Linked DNA regions of Homo sapiens: region 1 is linked to region 2. A link is a contact called in ENCODE Hi-C data. All regions are on one chromosome and are shown on one strand. Each heading gives the region's core, a stretch centred on a gene start or an enhancer-like site at or near the end of the contact. The rest is flanking DNA. Distances are from core to core; before and after follow the strand shown.

Region 1 (2,700 bases), core at 94-2,593, 4.1 Mb after region 2:
ACCTCAATCAGGTCATGACTGGTGAAAGAGAAAAGAACATGAAAGGTTCCCACTAAAGGAGAGGAAGTTCTTAGGAGAGGAATAATGAAAGAGAGAGTGGACCAAGAGTGGGTAGAACAATGGTATTCTGAGCTACCAATGGCTGTAACCATCAGGAAAACACAATCTCAGCATCTCTGAAAAATGAAGGGGCTGTAGAGCTGATATCTCAAATTCCTTGCAAATGTGGGACTAGAATTGCCCTAAAATAGAAGTGGTTTCCCAGCTCAATTTGTTATTACATTATGCTTAGCTACATAGTAATACAAGAGAATACAAATACAGAAATAAACGTGCATGAACCCTGAATTCTCTTAAGTTGTGGAAGTCCGTCAATTAAAGTGTAAAATACAATGCATTTGCCCAATTGTTCCTTACGACGAAAATTCTGTGACAAATAAAAAGAACAATGAAAACACATTAAAGTGAAACAAGATCACCTTCAGCGGTCAGCTGGCTGTCCTTAGTTAAAAGACAAGTCATGTCACTGTGAAGTGACCGTCACATTTGTCCTGAAAGAATAGGGAGCATTTCCTAGAAAGGGGTAAAAGTGCAAAGAATCCTGTCCCCTTCCCTGGTACCACGCGTTCCTTGGGGAGGTCACTAGGCCCCCAACAGCACAGGGGTGAGTTAGCACTGGACTCTCAGCACTTCCTTTCGGAGAGGACAACCCCCTGCGTCACTGGTTACTCACTCAGGATGCAGGGCAGAAGTTTATCCCCGAGGAACTTAGCACAGTTGGCTCCCGCCCTCCCAGCCTTGCGGTCCTGGGCCCAATCTCAGGGCTCTCTCTGCCCCGGGTACCCTGCAGCCTCCAGCGGGAGGGTCGCGAGACCCCAACTCGCCTCCGGCCCGCCCAGCGGGTGCGCCCAGGGGCTGGGCAGACGCGGCGTCTTCCCTCCCCCTACCGTCGTGCCGGCCCCCCCACGCCCACCGCCAGGCTCAGCCCAGCCGAGAAGGCCGGACGCCGACCGCCCGCTCCTCCGAGACTCGGCCTGGCCCTCCCCGACGCCCGTCCCCGACGCCCGGCCCCGCGGAGCCCACTGGACAGCGGCCGGGGGGCGGGGAGGCCCGGGGGCGGTGCCGCCCCACACCCTTACCTGGCTTCTCGTGGTCATAGCCTACCACGATGAAGTAGTCAGCCAGCCGGGCCATGGCCGCCGCCGCCGCGCTCGGGAAGCGGGTCCCCGTCGCCGCCCTCGCCGCCGCCGCCCACCCGGCCCGGGAGGGCTCAGCATTTTCCCTGCAGCGGCAGTAGCGGCAGCGGCAGCGCTTCAGCCATGTTTGACAACCGAGGCGCGCTCTGCGCTTGCGCGGCGCCTAGTGCCCGCTCCTCCCCCGCCCCCACCCGCGCTGGCTCGGCTGCCCCAAGCCCGGGCGGCGAGCCCACCTCCACCCTCCGCGGGCCTCGCGGACTGCTGCGCTGGGGGAGTGGGCGGTCGGGCGTGTTCCCGCCACGCGCCGCCACCGCGGCCCCTGGAGGTGGTTCACTTTGAGGCCTGGATGCTGCTTCACGGCCCCCTCTGCCTCCCTATTTTTCCTAAAGCAGGGGGTCCTTCCTTCCGCCTTCTCTATTCTGTTTGGATTTGGAAGAAGGGATGTGGAGAGTTGAGGGGTCACTTGGAAAGCTGGCTGCTTCCTCTGCTCCCCACCACCACCAAAGATGAAATTCTCCCGCCCTCGGTTGGAAGCAAGGAATTTGCATCGACAGGGCTTTTGCTGCACGTTTCCTGTTTATGTTGTGTAGATGGGAATTTTAGAAACATGCCACCGAGCAGACGGGGGAGGGAGAGGCTTTTACGCAATCCTCCAAGGAGCCTCGGGTTTCAATGCCGGGTGGGCCGGGGGCGGTCGGCCTGGGCTTCCCCCGGAGCGCCCGGGAGAGCCAGATTCCACCGAGGAACGCGGCATCCCCGGGATCCTCCCGAACTGGGCTGGCCTCTCCCTGGGGAGCCCCGCACGCCTCGGCTTGCTTCCCTCGCAGCGGTCCCAGGGCTCTCGCAGCCCGAGCAGGTGGACTTCCAACTTCCCTGCTCAAACATGCACAAAAATGAATAGATGGTCCCGTCCTTCCGTCTCGGGATTATCAAAGTCGCTTGCTTTTTTGTTGAACCTCCTATTGACCATTTCGAATTTGGCTGGTGTGACATTCAGGTGAACTCACTTTGTCATTTGTTAATATCTCACGAAGTTTTAGTAGAATTTGTACAAGTGGTAGACCAAAGTTTTGGAAATCTCCGTGGTTTAGAAGTTGTCTTTGTGGTTGCTTATCACTGCTCACTATTAATTGAGGGTTTGATCCTTCATATTTACACATAAGACAAGGCCTCTTAGCAAAGCGTCTAGTATATAGTAGGTGCCTACAAAATATTTTAAATGAGTAAATGTGCGATTTTCCCCAACGACCAGCAGGAAGCCGCAATGGCTCCAACTCTGAACTGAGAGAGTTGACATCTCAGCTCCTGAAGATTTACTCTGCTGTAATTTACTATTTCCCCTTTCTCTGCCACACTTGTTTCATCTACAAATTGGGAGGGTTGGGCTGCACTAGAACTGAAACTGAAGGAATACTTTAACTCCAGGACCTCTATGTCAGTTGCTAATGGTAAAACTGAATCAGCTGAATTTGCAAACGTGGAGGGAAGATAGTTTGATCCTGAA
Region 2 (2,700 bases), core at 201-2,700:
TAAGACTCTGGAAAAGAATGGGGACTGAGGCTGTCTAATTCTCAGGAAATGGTCTCTCCCTGTCCACTGTAGAGTTAAGGAAAGACTTAACTCTTTCTGAGTCTGGAAAGAATAGGATGTCCCAACCCCATGGCTGACTAGCAGTAGAGAGGAAAATTTAGTAGTGTGAAAGTGGCCATTATCACTGAATGCCAAACCAACTTTCCAGAATTTCACGTGCATTTGGGTTGGTGGGGAGAAGAGGACCTAAAAGAATGCTAGTAAGATGAACCCAACTACAGGGTGTGGAGAGGAAGAGATAAATTTTCAGGTGGCTAAAATGTTCAGTATCTTGAGACTGATGATGATTTCACAGATGTGTACACATGTCAAAACTCATCAAACACACATTTTAAATATAATATAAACTAGCTTTTTAAAAAATTCAACTGTAAGAAAGGAGAGTAAGGCCATCCTGTTTGGGATCCTAAATATAGTACTGTATAGGGCAAACCATATGACCTCCATAAAAGTAGAATTAGCAACTGAATATGGTCAATCCAATCAAAGACCCACAGTTAAGCACAGGTAAGGAGCAACAGTGGAATAAGGTTGTCCAGAAGCAAGTAGAGAGAAAACACAAGCTGTCACAGCGCAAAACCCTTCATGAGAGGGCCCATCTTCAACTATGCAGTCCAGAGAAGGAACTCGAAGGAACTGAAGTTTCTGTGATTACTCTGTTGAAGTCTGAGCCTCAAATATGACTTTCATTACCATAGTACTATTGCCTATGACACCTTCATTTTCTCGTCCTCCAGAATATGGAAAGTCCATGGGAGCAGAGGAGTCAGGTGCACAACACTTCCATCTAAGCTGCCCTACTTTGTCTAAAACTATTGCTCTCACTGGACAGGGCAGTCCATCGAAGGAGGCCTCAGAACCAACCTCTCACCTTTATCCAAGTCTCACAAGCCCTAATTCCCTCCTCCCATGCCTCGCCTTCAACTCCCTCACCAATTTGCCGCCACCCCGCAGGCTCCCACCTGCGCCTTTTACTCTCTCTCTCCTCGCGCAGGCCTTACCCCTCACTCTAGTCCCAGGGTATCCTTCACACCAGCCCTCAGTAGCCCCAGCCCTAGTAAACCGCGTTCAGGAGTCCCTTCAACTTGGCACCTCCGAAAGCACCCAGCCTCTCACAGCCCCTCATTTGTCCACTCACCTGTAAGCTCTCACCCTCCTTCCCTATCTTAGACACTCACACCCGGACCCTCACCACCTGCCAACCCCTCACAACCAGTACAGTAACCAAACCCGTCACCGTCTTTTCCCAGTCTCTCATCCCCACAAACGACTCTCCAGGCCCTCTGGCCCATGCGTACCGTTCACTCACGGAACGCCGAACCTGGCCGGGCCCGGTTGCTGCTGCGGTGTTAGGTGAGTTCAGGCCGCCGCCATCGCTTCTCAAGCGCACCAGCCGCGCCCCGCCCCGCGCCACACGCAGCCCGCGCCCCCGCGCACCACACGCAACCGCCCGGCGTCGCACGACTGGGCAATGGCGTGCCAGCTCATTGGCTGAGCCGGACCAAACCCGAGCAAGGACGCTTGTTTCCTGGCAACGGCTAAACGCAAGGGCGGGGTCGCCGACGGCTATCCGAGGGAGGAGCACCGCCTCTCCTCTTGGTTCCGTCCCTTCGTACGTAAACCCCGCCCCTCAGAAGGACTCCGGCGTGTCATAGGCGAAGGCCTCTGGGAAGGTGGAGGCCGGCAGGGCGGAGGCGGAGCCCGGGAAGGAAAGGTGGAACCAGAGGGCAGAAGGCGGGACCTAAGGAGAGGCGATTTTTACAGGCAGGGAAAGATCAGAAGGGCGGGGCTTGGGAGAGATGGAGCCGGAAGAAAGACGAGCGAGAAAGGGGTGGGGCCATGGATTCCAGGAGACGCTTGGAGTGGAAGAGTGGGTGTGGAGGGGCGAGGCTATCACGAAAAGAGAGGAGGAATCAGTAGGTGGGCCGGGCCTGCGGAAAAGTGGAGCCCTAGAGAGGGCTGACTGCGGGCACTCTAGTTCATTTTGCTCCATCGTCGTGCATAGCTTGGTCTCTACTTTAGTACCCCAGCGGTGACTGCCCCTGGCTCCCCCAACACCGCTGTGCTGTGCTGCTCCGTCACCCCTTGAGCACTTAGTCAAGGAACACGGAATAAGTGCCTGCATGCCCAGCTGGATTCCGGATCAATTAGAACCGGCCTCTGCTCTCCAGGACCTCAGAGAATTGCAGCGTAGTGTAATAAGTACATTACTACGGGGGCCACCTAGGAGCAGCACTTAGCATGATTTGCATGTATAGAGGATGAGAGGAAGGTACGGTGAAGGAGCTTAGGGAAGACTTCCGGGAGGTGACGGTGTCTAAGCCGAGTCTTGGGAAACAAGCAAGAGTAAGATAAACTAAAATAGAAAAATAGAAGTTTCAGATAAGGCATGTAGTTTTAAAAGTACTTTACCGGCTGGGCGCGGTGGCTCACGCCTGTAATCCCAGCACTTTGAGAGGCCGAGGCGGGCGGATCACGAGGTCAAGAGTTCGAGACCAGCCTGACCAACATAGTGAAACCCCGTCCCTACTACAAATACAAAAATTAACTGGGCGTAGTGGCGCGCGCCTGTAATCCCAGCTGCTTGGGAGGCTGGGGCAGGAGAATCGCTTGAACCCGGGAGGCGGAGGTTGCAGTTAG

The links. A loop is a pair of places that touch in the nucleus more often than their neighbours do. Pooled maps may share reads with other maps.
Region 1: a loop to region 2 is called in a map of CD4-positive, alpha-beta T cell, with 8 times the contacts of the local background. The contact joins the promoter of SBF2 here to the promoter of FHIP1B in region 2. A Hi-C loop is called at or near these places in 2 of 168 maps with a recorded cell type or tissue (CD4-positive, alpha-beta T cell and naive thymus-derived CD4-positive, alpha-beta T cell) and 5 of 50 pooled maps.

What each region holds. Positions count from the first base shown.
Region 1 is chr11:10,292,876-10,295,575 of GRCh38, forward strand. SBF2 (SET binding factor 2) reads right to left here and starts at 1,344. Exons shown (of 40, transcript NM_030962.4): 1 at 1,140-1,344. The coding sequence starts at 1,194. RefSeq lists silencers at 742-881, 922-1,001, 1,032-1,311, 1,432-1,481.
Region 2 is chr11:6,233,186-6,235,885 of GRCh38, forward strand. FHIP1B (FHF complex subunit HOOK interacting protein 1B) reads right to left here and starts at 1,451. Exons shown (of 12, transcript NM_001098794.2): 1 at 1,359-1,451. It also overlaps a transcript of CNGA4 not described here. RefSeq lists silencers at 1,126-1,175, 1,356-1,655 and enhancers at 1,698-2,388, 1,786-1,865.